Regions from separate parts of the Mus musculus genome. Here region 2 is linked to region 1. A link is a contact called in ENCODE Hi-C or POLR2A ChIA-PET data. All regions are on one chromosome and are shown on one strand. The core of a region is the stretch at or near the end of the contact, and the rest is flanking DNA. Distances in the headings are between cores, read along the strand shown.

What was found. A loop is a pair of places that touch in the nucleus more often than their neighbours do. ChIA-PET counts read pairs that join two places held with the same protein, here RNA polymerase II (POLR2A).
Region 2: a loop to region 1 is called in a map of regulatory T cell, with 2.2 times the contacts of the local background. The contact joins the promoter of Hnrnpm here to the promoter of Zfp414 in region 1. A Hi-C loop is called at or near these places in 1 of 37 maps with a recorded cell type or tissue (regulatory T cell). POLR2A ChIA-PET finds 5 or more read pairs at or near these places in 3 of 5 experiments (Patski and embryonic stem cell).

Annotation. Positions count from the first base shown.
Region 1 is chr17:33,625,589-33,633,023 of GRCm38, forward strand. It overlaps Zfp414 (zinc finger protein 414), which reads left to right and starts at 3,504. Exons shown (of 6, transcript NM_026712.3): 1 at 3,504-3,628; 2 at 4,209-4,491; 3 at 4,779-4,886; 4 at 4,988-5,093; 5 at 5,541-5,875; 6 at 5,954-6,128. The coding sequence starts at 3,626. The coding sequence ends at 6,018.
Region 2 is chr17:33,681,122-33,688,556 of GRCm38, forward strand. It overlaps Hnrnpm (heterogeneous nuclear ribonucleoprotein M), which reads right to left and starts at 4,337. Exons shown (of 16, transcript NM_029804.3): 1 at 4,146-4,337. The coding sequence starts at 4,258. It also overlaps a transcript of Marchf2 not described here.

The DNA of each region.
Region 1 (7,435 bases), core at 2,254-4,753:
ACACTGTCAATAAGACAAAAGGGCCACCAACAGATTGGGAAAGGATGTTTATCTATCCTAAATCAGATAGGGGACTGATATCCAATATATATAAAGAACTCAAGAAGGTGGATGCCAGAAAATCAAATAACCCCATTAAAAAATGGGGCTCAGAGCTAAACAAAGAATTCTCACCTGAGGAATACCGAATGGCTGAGAAGCACCTGAAAAAATGTTCAACATTCTTAATCATCAGGGAAATGCAAATCAAAACAACCCTGAGATTCCACCTTACACCAGTCAGAATGGCTAAGGTCAAAAATTCTGGTGACAGGAGATGCTGGCAAGGATGTGGAGAAAGAGGAACACTCCTTCGTTGTTGGTGGGATTGCAAGCTTGTACAACCACTCTGGAAATCAGTATGGCACTTCCTCAGAAAATTGGACATAGTACTACCAGAAGATCCCTCAATACCTCTTCTGGGCATATATCCAGAAGATGTTCCAACCGGTAAGAAGGACACATGCTCCACTATGTTCATAGCAGCCTTATTTATAATAGCCAGAAGCTGGAAAGAACCCAGATGCCCCTCAACAGAGGAATGGATACAGAAAATGTGGTACATTTACACAATGGAGTACTACTCAGCTATTAAAAAGAATGAATTTATGAAATTCCTAGGCAAATGGATGGACCTAGAGGGCATCATCCTGAGTGAGGTAACCCAATCACAAAAGAACTCACACAATATGTACTCACTGATAAGTGGATGTTAGCCCAGAAACTTAGAATACCCAAGATATAAGATACAATTTGCTAAACACATGAAACTCAAGAAGAATGAAAATCAAAGTGCAGACTCTTTGCCCCTTCTTAGAATTGGGAACAAAACACCCATGGAAGGAGTTACAGAGACAAAGTTTGGAGCTGAGATGAAAGGATGGACCATCTAGAGCTGCCATATCCGGGGATCCATCCCATAATCAGCTTTCAAATGCTGACACCATTGCATACACTAGCAAGATTTTGCTGAAAGGACCCAGATATAGCAGTCTCTTGTGAGGCTATGCCGGGGCCTAGCAAACACAGAAGTGGATGCTCACAATCATTTATTGGATGGATCACAGGGCCCACAATGGAGGAGCTAGAGAAAGTAACCAAAGAGCTAAAGGGATCTGCAACCCTATAGGTGGAACAACAATATGAACTAACCAGTACCCCCGGAGCTCATGTCTCTAGCTGCATATGTATCAGAAGATGTCCTAGTCGGCCATCAGTGGAAAGAGAGGCCCATTGGTAGTGCAAACTTTATATGGGGAAGGCCAGGGCCAAGAAGTGGGAGTGGGTGGGTGGGGGAGTTGGTGGGGGAGTGTGGAGGGGACTTTTGGGATAGCATTCGAAATGTAAATGAAATAAATACCTAATAAAAATTTTTTCAAAAAAAAAAAAAAAGAGTTGCCTTGGTCATGGTGTCAGTTCACAACAGTAAAATCCTAACTAATACACCCATTAAGGGGTGGAATTTGGTAAGGCAGATTCAAATGTCTTTGAGTCATTTCTCCCTCAGTAAGTAACCCCTTGCCTATATCCCTGTAGTAACTTAAGAAAACCCTTGATCCACTATAGTGGCTTTGGTGTTATTCATACTTTGCTCTGTCATGGGTTATTTATCTAAGGTGAGTAGAAGTGTTTGTGTTTCCCTGGAAAAAGTCTTGTCATACAACTGATCCTACCATAGAAATATGACGACCTAAGTTCATATCCCCAGATACCAGGTAAATGCCAGGTGGGCACTATGGCCCACCTGCAGCTTCAGCCTCAGACAGTAGAGACCGTGCATCCCCAGAGCAAGAATAGTCATATTGTTGAGCTCTGAGTTTGATTTTGAGGTCCTGTCTCATCGAATAAGGAGGAAGAGGCCTGGAGGATTATTCCCCACTGCAACCACCAGCCTCCATATGCACAAGCCACAAAGTGAACATGTACCCACAAATGTGAGTATGCACCTGCAAACAAATACCCCACAAACATGTGTGCATATATACATGCAACCACATACACAAAAATGGAAAAACAAACATTCATCAATGACTACTTCAGAAACCATGGTTTCTCTCTCTTCCACCTCTTGAAAGTCCTACAGGAGCCAGGCGTGGTGGCGCACGCCTTTAATCCCAGCACTCGGGAGGCAGAGGCAGGCAGATTTCTGAGTTCGAGGCCAGCCTGATCTACAGAGTGAGTTCCAGCCAGGGCTACACAGAGAAACCCTGTCTCGAAAAAACAAAACAAAAGAAAGAAAGAAAGAAAGAAAGAAAGAAAGAAAGAAAGAAAGAAAGAAAGGAAGGAAGAAAGGAAGCCCTACAGGACTCACCCAAGTTCTCTTTCTGACCTCCATACCAACATCTTTATTCTGTTTCAATAGTGCAGAGGTCTCGCCCTTGCTTACGAAAGGGGAGCTTGCTCTTTGCCAGCTCAGGACATCTGCGCCAGCTTGCTGTAGTGCTCTGCTTCTGTAGGCATCAAGGCACAGCTCAAGTCACCCCCTTAGACAGGCTTCCCTGACTCCTCATTTCACATCAGTTTTGTTTGTTTTCTTATCTCCTAGGATAGATCCAAGATCATTTTTCTGCTGTTGTTGATTTATTGTCTCTCCATTTTCTTGGTTGACTAGAGACTCCCAAGAGCAGTACTAAGTTCCTGGCACATAGGATGCACTTAAGGAAAGTAGGGTGGGCAGGCGACCTCTCAGTAGTAGTGCACTTGGGATTCATTTTCACACCTCTCGACCTGTGGAATTTGCTTGTTCCTGAAGATCCATTAGTTAGAGTGTTTCTCACATTGGGCTATTACAACAGATTCGTACTTGCTGCACACTGGATGTGCTGAAAATTTTATGGTGCTTGCTAGGAAGATGGGTCTGTGCAGACACAAGGGACCAGGGTTCAAACCCACAATCATGTAAATGAGAAAGAGTTTGGATCTCTAGCCCTCCCTGTGAGGCATAGCAGCTTCCTGTAATCAGGGCCCTTTGGAGGTGGACACAGGAATCTTCTGACAAGTAAGTTAGCTAGCTAGGTGGGAACTGGTGAGCTCCAACTTCAGTGAGAGATGTTGCCTCAGTGAATGAAGTGGAGAGCAATGAAGGAAGACAATGTCTACCTTGGACCTCCGCTCTTACCTGCTCACATCTGTGCATATACATATTCATTTGTACGTGTATGTGTACAGAGCTAAGGATGTGGCTTGCTTTGTAGAGAGTTTGCCTAGCATATATGAAAACTCTGGGTTTGATACTCAGTACCACCTAAAACCTGGTGTATTGGCATCTAAGTTCAAGGTCAACTTCTGTGTAAGGCCAACCTGGGCTATAAAAGTGGGGAGGGGAAGAGCTTTTGTCAGTTTTCTCTGAAATTTAAGACCAATCAAAAGCAGACCTTCTCTGTTTCTGTATAAGAGCTGCAGTGTAGTCTCAGGCCCCTCCTTCTAGAGAAGCGCCCAGAATTAGGCCACACCCCATGTCTCGCGAGATCTGAGAAGCGGGAAAATGGCGCCGATGTGAGCGAGAGACCGTGTCGCCGAGGAAGACGCCCCTGCTGGAGCCAGAGCCTCCGAAGGCACGGGAACCAGAGGTGTAACTGAGTAGAGGATGGTGAGCGCAGCACCCCGCACGCGGACGCGGAAGAGCAGCGGGACTGACAGGGAACGGTCCTGCCGCGCGCCCCCCTCCAGCTGACCCCGCCCCCACATCCGGGTCCCCGCCCGCCTCTGACTGTCACTTAGCTTTCGTCCAGCCCTGAAGGCCGGGCCACACCCACTCTCCTAGAGTTCAGTCCCTAAATTTAACACGTATTGGCTCAGAGCGTCTATCTGCTCAGCTCTAGCTTAGCCAGTATTCCCCATCATCACACGATCCACTGTAGGCCCTCCAGCATTTCCTAGTTGCTCCTCTAGGCCACACCTCCGCCCCTAGTGCCTCTCCTGCCAAAATTGAGGAAGGGATGTTAATGCTGCTTTTTTATGCATAATCCCTGATAACTCCTGCAATTGGAATTAGGAGACAGTAGCTCGGTCTGCCCTTATCTCCCGTATCTTGCTGGTGACTCAGAAAGTGGAATGACTGGGTAATATCTGGTGAGTGTTGAAGGAGTCTGTCTTGTGGACCTTTGTAGTAGAAGGGCATCTGTCTGACCTAGGGATCCCAGCCTGATTTTAGCCACTTCTTGCACCAGGAGGAACCATCCAGGCCCAGCTCGGACACGCTGACCACTGTAGAATCCAGCTCCGGTGAGCCAGACAAGGAGGTGGCATCTCCAGATGGGGCAGCTCCAGCCACTTTTTCCTCCGTGGAGGAGCCCAGCCCTAACCCAACAGCCATGCCACCAGTGTGGGACCATGGAGGACCTCTGCAGCAAGTTGCCTATCCAGCCTCAGACAGTTGCCAGACTGGCTCAACCAACACAGGCGTGGGGACCAATGAGGACCTTCGGTTGCCCAGACGCCGTCCACCGCCAGGTTATCTGTGGACCTTTCTGGGGAGTCACATGCCTTTGATAGGGCTGAGATGGTGCAAGACAAGGAATCACCTTTTATCCCATTGCGGGGGTGGGGGGGTGGGGTGGGGGGTGGTCTTCACCATTTACTGAGCACCTTGTCAATATGTCAGGTGTGGCTCCAGAGATGAACTAAACCAATCCAGCCCTTCCGGGCAGTTTATTCTGACAGTGGCTGGGTGGGGAGTAATCAAGGCTTTTGGGTAGGTCAGTAAGGAAGAGAGTAATGACACCCATTCGTTCCTGCAGGGAAACAAATACCCTGCTCTAGCCCCGGCTGCTGCCTCAGTTTCCCCAGTGTTCGTGATCTAGCACAGCATCTCCGTACCCACTGCCCACCCACACAGTCACTGGAAGGTAAGATGAGGGTTGCTGATAGTGAAGCAGATAGGCAGAGCCCCCCCCCCCAGAGTTAGTCTTAACCACCCCACTCCACATCTGCACTTTATCCCTACCAGGCAAACTCTTCCGATGCTCCGCGCTGAGCTGCACTGAGAGTTTCCCCAGCATGCAGGAGCTGGTAGCCCACGGCAAGCTGCATTACAAGCCCAACCGCTACTTCAAGTGAGAGCCTGACCATCCCCCTCTTTCAATTCCCAGATCTTTAGTGCTTCTTAGTGTGTGTGGAGGAAGGGTGGGTTGAAGTATGAGTGTGGCCTGGGAAACCAGCTCCAACCATGCATGGAAAACAGATGGGAATTAAGTCATTCTGGCTACGGGCTCAGTTTGGAGGTGCAGGGTATACATGCCGTGGTTCCGTCCAGTTCTACCTCATGTCTTATGTGGAAAACTGGCACTTAAGTAAAACCAAACTTGAGATTCTGAGCTGGAAAGGTCCAGAAGAATTAAGACTACAGTAAAGGAGGGCCTGTAGGCCAAGCTCCTTTACTTTGTGTGCAGTACTACAGAGATTCTGATATAGATACCCTTCCTACATCTTGGTCCCTGGGAAGCAGTGGATAGGCCCTTCCTGTTGCCCAGGATATAGTCCAGTACTGTGCCTGCCCCCAGGTGTGAGAATTGCCTCCTGCGCTTCCGCACTCACCGTTCACTCTTCAAGCATCTGCATGTTTGTATAGACCATGGTCAGAACCCAGCCCCGCCACCACCCCCTGCCCTGGACAAAGAGCCACCTGTACCCGAGCGTCCCCCAGAGTCCGACCCTTCGTCTTCCCTGGGCCTGCCATTCCCACTACTTGAGCCTTTTACCTCTGCCCCCACTGGGCCCTTCCTTCCATACTTGAACCCTGCACCCTTTGGCCTGAGTCCCCCTCGACTGCGCCCATTCCTGGCTGCCACTCCAGGGCCACCAGCATCCAGCACTGCCATCTGGAAGAAGAGTCAAGGTGAGTATAGGAGCAGGTTGCCTGCAAAGCTGGCTGAGCCCACCTTTATTCTGAACTTGAACTGCTTCTTTCCTGCAGGCGCTACCAGTAGTCCCAGAAGACCTCAGGGTGGCTCTGATGCGCCCTCAGGTGCGTGCAGGTGACCACCAGGGCAGGGTGGAGGGGCCTTCATTCCTATGCCCTGTGTGGGCCTTGCGAATGCTGGAAAGCAGCAGTGCCTGTCCCTTAAAATACATGATTTTTACCTTTAAAATGACTGGTACCTATGCCTTCATCTGCGCTGGCGTTCCTGTGTAAACATTTGTGTCTTGTCCAATCTCTGAGTGCTCTTCTCCGGTGGTGGATCCAGGGATAGGAGGCAAATGTGGTGCCTGCGGTGATGGGCAGTCAAGCCCAGGAAAAAGAATCCAGCTTGCCTGGACCCTGGCAGCTGAGGGGGATGGACCCAGGGAAAAGTCTAATCTGTTCTGGCCAACGTCTACCATCCATGGTTGAAAGGCTTTCTGGAGGGAGACTGAGGTGCCTGCAGGGTACCTGGCTCCCAGCCACATCACGTGGAAACACACAGATGGCTGCTATTTGTGTATGCAGTGTGTGACTTCTTCAAGAGCCTCACGGTCCACTTCCAGGACCATCACCCTGGTCACCCCACAGCCCTGACACCTGGGTTCCTTGGTGCCAACACCCAGTTGGATAAGGCTGAGCAATGTTCAGGCATAGAGCTAGAAGCAAGGGATGAGACCTAGGCTCAGCTGGCCCCCCCTCAACTCTATACAGACTCAACCCTGTTTGCTCCTGGGGTGTCACAACTGTCAGAGGGGGAGAAGCTAGTTTTATGGAAGCTTTGAAACAGCTCTGTTGAACTGAGTGGGAAGGAATACAGAGAGTTTTGTAATTTGAGGGAGGAGGGGACAATAGAGGAGGCACGTTGAGCTAGTGTGTGCTGTCTTGGGTCCCTTACCCCCCAGATAAGATTTTTTTTCTAATTTTTTTTATTTTTTGAGAAAGTATGAGAGTGTATGTGTGTACACAAGTGTAATTAATGCTCATGGAAGCCAAAAGAGGGTATAGGAGCCCCAAGCACTTGTAAGCTGTCGGGATGGGTGCTGGGAACCAAACTTGGGTCTTCTGTAAGAGCAGTATGAGAGTGAATTTTTTTTAAGCGTCACAGCTAATTTCTTTTAAAAATTAATTTATTTTAAACTTTTAACTGTGATTCCTCTCCTGCAACCCACCACCACCACCCCCCAAATAAGCACTAGGCTGTTGGACTAGGGTGCTCACATGCAATGGGAGGGCGACTTAGAATTGGCTTCACAGAATCTGGCCCTCATCAGTACTCCTGTTTTCCTGGCACCTCAGCCATGGGATCTCTCTCCAACTCAGTGCCCATCGTAGCCAGCTGTAGATAGGGTAGTCAGTGCCCACTGTTCTGTTCCACAACTTCCAGAAACCAGATACAATAGGGTTGTTCTTTATTCCAGGTTGTTTTCCTTTATTTAAAAACAAACAAACAGGCATAGTGGCACATGCCTTTAATCCCAGCACTTGGGAGGCAGA
Region 2 (7,435 bases), core at 3,087-5,586, 56 kb after region 1:
ATACTCATACTCTCAGAATTCAGGAATAAGAGGGAGGGGGAGTATGGTAAATTAAGAGACCAATCTACTGTGGTGTTTCAGATCAACCAAAGATACATAAGATCTTGCCTTAACAAACAAAAACAAAAACAGTAGGATTATGGTGGCTCTCTGTGAATTCCAGGACAGCCAAGGCTACATAGACAAACCCTGTCTTAATTCCCTCTCATCAAAAAAAAACCCAAAATAAAAGTGCAACATTATTTTTCTTTGTTAATAAACATCTGCCAGGCATAGTAGAGAACACCTTTAATTCTAGCACTGAGAGGTGATCTCTGAGTTTAGAGCAAACACAATCTAGTTTAAAGCAAACATGATCTAAAGTGAGACCCTGCCTCAACAAATATAAATTGAGTACAAAAAGATACTAAGACAAAAAGCGAGTTGGTATACGTTAAGAGCAAAATATGTAAGGACCAGTACTGTGGGTAACAAAGAGTTAAGAGTCATACATCCAAGTCTGAATAATATATTCTCTCATTTTTAAGTGGAGGCTACTACTAAGTCACAAGTCTTTAAAAGAATTAGCACACAGCACACCAATAATAATTTTGAGGTGTAAAAAGGGAGACCTATTTGCTCCTAGCCTTTCTGTATTGTATTCACTTGGGAGGTTTTAAAACATTCCAACCATTGTCCATCACAGAAGAAACCTAAGCACTGAACTCACTACAAACTACCAAAGTGACAGTTCAGTTTTAACTAATACTGCAAAGCAGAGTAATATGAGAGTCCATTTGGGAAGCCCTTGAAGAGAGAAAAAAAAGTAAAAGCAAGCTTATCTTTGCAGGCTGGTATCTGTTTCTGTAGTCATTAAAAAAAAAAAAAAATCAAAGGACAAAGTAACAGCAAAGCTCTAACAGCACACACTCAAATAATACAGAGCTTCCATTTCTAATCTTGAGCTAACAATCTAATGTGCCTTAAAAGTACTCTTCACCAAGTACACAATCACTTTTAAAAAGTACAGGAAATAAGAGTAGAGCATGATGGTACACATATGTATTCATAGCACTCAGGAGACAGAGCAGCAGGATTCAAGGCCAGCCTGACCTACAGAGTGAAATGTTGTCTGAAAACCCCAAACAATGGGGCTGTAGAGATGGCTCAGTGGTTAAGAGCACCCATAGTTCCCAACTTCCTGTAACTCCAGCTCCAGGTGATTTGACACCCTTTTCCTGCCTCCAAGCACTGGCACTCACCTGTGTGCATACACAGAACACTTAAAAATAAAAAATAAAATTAGGTATGCAGCTCAGTGGTAGAGTTCTTGCCTAGCATGCAGGAGGTCATCAATTGATCTCTACTATCAAAAACTAAATAAATGGGCTAGAGAGATGGCTCAGTGGTTAAGAATATTGGCTGTTCTTCCAGAGGGCCTGGATTCAAGTAATAGTACCCACATGACAGCCAACAATTGTCTAAAATTCTAGTGCCAGGAGACCCAATGCCCTCTCTTGGCCTCCATGTACATGCATGTTGTGCATAGACACATACGCAGACAAAACATGCATTCTCATAATATTTTTAATAAAAAAAAAAGCAAGCTAGTGAGAAGGTTCACTAGGTAATATACATGCATACTTAACAAGCACGAAAACCTGGGTTCAAATCTTAGTCAAAAGGTGGGAAGAAAAAGACACTCTGTGCTTTTAAAAGAGTTTGTTTCAAGAACTTTGTGATGCAAAAATAACAATTATTTTTCACCCACACTACAAAACTAAGTGCTGCCACTTTCTCAGGTATCCTCCATTAAGCCAGTCTGAGACCACTCAGGTTCTTTCCCACAAGGGCTATTTCATCTGATACTTCCTATGCACATTCTGTCTGTCAAATGACTCAGCCACAAGTTATCTATCTGAATACAGACAGTGGAAATTTAAAACTGTACCATAGGACCGTGTTCTATTAAAAATGCAATCTTTCATATAGAAAGGCTCTAGCGGCATTGCATTCTATATATAGGAAATAATTTTTTGCCCCTGCAACAGGGTTTCTTTGTGTAGCCCTGGTTGTCCTGGGCTCTGTAGACCAAGCTGGCCTTGAACTCAGATAATCACCTGCCTCTGCCTCCCAAGTGCTGTGATTAAAGGCATGCATTACCACTCTGGACAGAAATTAACTTCCTTAAAGCTTTTTAAATAAGGCCCTCTGAAATCCTAGAAAGTGAACCAGACGTGGTAGTACACACCTGTAATTCCAGCAACTGGGTGGAGGTGACAGAAGCAGAGGCGTTGTTCTGAATTCAAAGCCATCACAGTCTACACTGTAGACTCTACAGTTTGCCCAGGCATCTAACTCAAAAACTGAAAACAACAAAGACTAGAAGAGGGAATCTGATCCTACAAGGCATCTCTATGACAAAAGCTGAAAAATCTGAACATGAGACTAACTAAAGGTGCTCAAGTGTAGCTCAGAGGTAAGAGTGCTTGTCTAGCATCCTCAAGACCCCGAGTTCCCAAGAGGATGGAAGGGAAAGTTAAAAATGAGCACACTCCTAAGCTGAGCCTTTCTGGTAGTAAAGAGAGGCCTCTTTATCCTTTTAGTACTATGGGGTGAACCCCAGGACCTTGTGCATCTTGAGTAACTACTCTATTAATGGGCTATAATCTACACACTCATACACGACAGGCAAGTACTTATGTAGCTTAGGCAAATCTTGAGCCGAATCAGCTCTGGAACTCACGCAGCCTCTCCAGTGCTGAATAACACACAAGAACCAGTTAACCAATGGTGTTTTACTTCTCCCTAACTAAGATAAAAGATATGAAATTTCCTCCAGTAACAAAATAGCCATTACTTGGTAAATGCTTCACTAACAAGTGTTTTAAGTACTCTCAACTCCCAGAGTCCTAAAACTTCCCACCTTATACATTTGATGGAAAACAAAAATTCAGAGACATGGGCTGCTGATTTTAGAACCAAAATGTTTCTCCAGACCTCCTCAAGCTGATATATTAGTATATCAGTATGAGGAGAGTTTCACAGGAGCAGAATCTTATGGTTTCCTCCTTGAAGAAAACTTTTTAGGGCTCAGAAAGACCACCCTGTGGTCTGATATTAGGAATCGAATCTAGGGACTTTGGAGTGCCAGGTTATTGCTATGTTTTCATCCCTCTTTTTGAGAGTTAGGGTCTAGCTCAATTTCCCAATGACTAAATGGCAACCTAGACTGAACTCACTCTATATAGTCTGGCCACACTTTGCACTCTGGATCCTGCAGCTTCCCACTCCTCCCAAAAGGCTGGGACTCCTCAGGCCATGCTAGGACACTTATAATAACGAATCAAGGTCCCTAGACAGATCTCCAAGCAGGATTCCAAAAAAGGGATGATGACGTCTGTCTATTTTAATTTCTGAAACCCCGAAGTGGTGCCTCTACCCGAACACTTTAGGTCTGTTGCTAAGGATGAACACTGAGCAAGCAAAGACCATTTCTCCCATTGGTACCAACTGCACTTTAGGAAGTAGGACTATAAAGAGGGGAAAGAACTCCAGCCCAGGAGCCCGGGTCCGGGGCCATTCTAATGGAAGAAGCACTTCTTGCAGAATGAGGGTAACACCGGTGTCTCGGAACCCCGCAACAAGAGTCATGTCGACACCTTCCGGGTCGCGCCGCCGACCGTACACGTGACACCTCGCACGCGCAAGCCTCCCGCCCCTAACTTCTCAGATCTGAGAAACTGAGACAGAATACTTCCACTACTATGGATTGTATGCTGAAGGGTTGAAACTACACAGTCTTAATGGTTCAACCCTCGAGACCCCAGTGAGAGGTGCTGCGGGCCCTGATCTCCCGCAGCCCGCGCGCCATCACTGCTCTGAGAATAAAATACCAGGCCACAGGCCTGAGGCCTCGACGACGCGCTCAGACAGCCAGGAGGCTGAGGCAGCGGAGGCAAGCGCTGTCGGCAGGGGGCGATCCATTAGGCTCTCCTGGCTTCGTCGTCGTCACAGCCTTGGCCGCCCCCAACTCTCGGCAGGGAAAAGGCCTGCGCAGACGCCGCGCCGCCGTGGGAGAAGAGAAAGCGGCCCACAGACCTAACGGAGCTGCGAAGTAACCTGGCTGGAGTTAGAGAAGGATCAATTGCTGTTAGACTACTCACCCCTTCGGGCCCGGAGCTCCGTTGCCGCTCGGCACGCAGGGCGCGCCGCTCTCTTCCTCCATTTTGGGTTCTGTCGCCGCCACTTCGGCTGCCGCTTCGACCCCTGCCGCCATTTTCTCCGCGTCTGGGCTTTGTGTGAGGGAGCGGGCTCTGTCGAGCTGCGCCTGCGCGCTCACGTGACCCCGAACGACCAGTAACGCCTCCTTGTGCGGCGACCGGCTCCCGCTTCCTGCTCGCCTCGGGTCACGCCCCCTGGACGTCAGGCCACGCCTCCTCCAGTGGCAGGCCTCACTTCCCGATGTCCGCAGATACAGTTGGGTTGTGGGACAGGGGGAGAGATATGTGTCGCTCATTCGAACTTACAATACGAGCGCACATACGGACCTAGTCGGTCCAGCTTACTTTATATTTTTCCGTTTTGTTTTACTCATTAGCTTTCTTTTTTGAGGCAGGGTCTCACTATGTAGCCCTCCAGCCTCTCCCTACCTACCAAGTGCAGGAAATAAAGGCAAGCACCACCACGCCTGGCCTTTTCTTTCTTTTTCTTTTTTCAGCAACTTCATATATGTATATCATGTATTTTGCGCTTGCTTGGGGTTTTGCTGTTGTTGTTGAGACAGTTTCTAGCCAATACTGGCCTTGAATGTCTGAGCTGCCGCCTACACCTCTTGAGTGCTAGAATGATAGGCCAGAGGAACCAGGCTAATCAGTGCTAGGAATTGAACCCAGTGATTTGAACATGCTAGCAGTCTATCAACTTCAATCCCTGACCCTATACTGTTCTTTTATCATATTCACCTACCATTGCCCTTTTATTTCCCGCATTTCCACTGTACCTTCTTTCCAACAAGTTCCTCCATGTACCTCCTTGTCTTTGTTTTATGACCTACTGAGTTGGGTTTGCTTGCAAGAGCATAGATTAGGGGTTGATTTATTGGGGCAACTAAATAGGTGGCTACAACACTGAGGAAAATGACACCTCTTTCCTCCAGCATCTACTACCAATAGATCTTCAGGGAAGGGTGAAGCCTCCCAAGGCTCCCCCACCCCAACATGATGAGGTTCTATCTTGTGCAAGTAACCACAACTGCTTTGACAATGTCCGTGGCATGTCAAGGAGAGATCAGCTTTCCTTAAATGGAGAAAAAATATAAAAATTATGTTGGCAGGAATTATTTTTATTGGGGGGGGGATGGAGGGGGAATGATTGAATACAGGCTTTGAGCATGCCATGGCTGGCATGTGGGAATTGATTTTCTCTTTCCAGTAATCAAATTTAGGTTGTCAAACTTGGCAGCAAACATCTTTACCCACTAAGACAGAGCCAACCCTGCATGCAGAATTCTTGACAGGTTAATATCAAACTAAAACTCTCCATGTAATTCAAAGCATTAGAAGAGATGTATAACAGAAACCTCCCTCCCACCCTTTTCCGACTCCTCTTTTCCCCTTCTTTCCCCTCCCTCCCTCCTATTCTATCTCTCCTTACGGCACCACCCTGACACCATTTCCTGGGACCCTACATTCCAAAGTTATGATGAGAAATAGGTACCAAGCTTGGTAGGCCAGAAGAGTGAAGATGCTTGTGTGTTTTTACATAAATTTTTTTTTTATGGATATCAGTTCACCAGTCACCCAAGGCCTGATCACATCAGCTCTGTTCCTCAATCATATTGTTCCAGTCACGAAGTCTCCCAACCTGCTCTTCCTATGGGCCAGATTCCAGCCTCTGAGTCTTTACTTTCTGAAAAATTGACTTCCCCTTGAGTTTCCAGTCAGGGCAGCAAGATACTACCATGCATGAGCCTGTGTACTAGGCAAGAGATGGGTGCAGAAAACAACAGGGAAGACCAGACTGTACTGGACCCACTGGGATGATGAGACTGCTTTTCTGAGGCTCAATTTGCTCATCTGGAAGTAGGGTTAATGAAAGACTCCTGCCAGACAGTAGTAGTACACACCTTTAATTCCAGCACTTGGGGGTCAGAGTAGGTGGATCTCTGTGACTTTGAGGCCAGCCTAATTTACAGAGTAAGTTCCAGGACAGCCAGGGCTACACAGAGAAACCCTGTCTCAAAAACAAAAACAAAAAAAAACCCAGTAAGTAAGCAAAATGCTCTCCAGAAACCACCTTTTAGGGCTGTCCTGCGCATACAATGCAGGAAAATGCCAAGAGCCCTGGGCTGTTACATAATTCAGCATGCAACAAGAACTCAAAAGTGAGCTGGCCCGGCATGGTGGCACATACCTGTAATCTCAGTGCTCCAGAGGCAGGCACTAGAGGAGTACCACAAATTTGAGAATAGTCTATTTATATTATTCCAGGGCCAACTAAACAAAAGAGAATGAGGAGCAACTGAAGCTGTTATTACCACAGCCATATTCTACATCTCTCCTGAGTCTGCCAGAGGGTAGGGCACAAAGCTTAACACTGGGGCATCCCCAGCTCCTAAAGATGTAGAACTTCAGATAAAGGTCTTCATATGTTGAGCCTCTGTCTTCCCACCTTTAGAAATCAAGGTAATAACTTCTTCCCCAGAGAAGAGGAGAGATATGAAACAAGCTCAGATTTGGGTCTCATCCATGGTAATCCCAGATTGGTATAGAGAGTATTATCATTAGTTATAATGAATTTATGGGATCTGGCAAATTGGAAATAAAAAATATGTGAAAATTGTTCTTACCTTTTTCCTTTTGGAATGGAACCAGGACTTCCCACATGATAAAAATATTTTGTACCTATGATGGTTTGTATATGGTTGGCCCGTGGAGTGGCACTGTTGTAGGTGTGGCCTTGTTGGAGTAGATGTAGGCTTGTGGGTGTGGACTTTAATGCACTTGACCTAGATGCCTGGGAGTCAGTCTTCCACTAGCCTCCTTTAGACGAAGATGCAGAACTCTCAGCTCCACCTGCACCATGCCTCCCTGGATGCTGCCATGCTCTTGCCTTAATGATAATGGACTGAATCTCTGAAGCTGTAAGATAGCCCGAAATTGGATGGTGTTCTTATAAGAGTTGCCTTGCCGGGCAGTGGTTGCACATGCCCTTAATCCCAGCACTTGGGAGGCAGAGGCAGGCGGATTTCTGAGTTCAAGGCCAGCATGGTCTACAGAGTGAGTTCCAGGACAGCCAAAGCTATACAGAAAAACCCTGCCTTGAAAAACAAACAAATAAAAAAAAAAAAGAGTTGCCTTGGTCATAGTATCTGTTCACAGCAGTAAAATCCTAAGATTGTACAATTGAGTTACATACATGGCCCTGGTATACTGTCAAGTTTTTATTATTATTA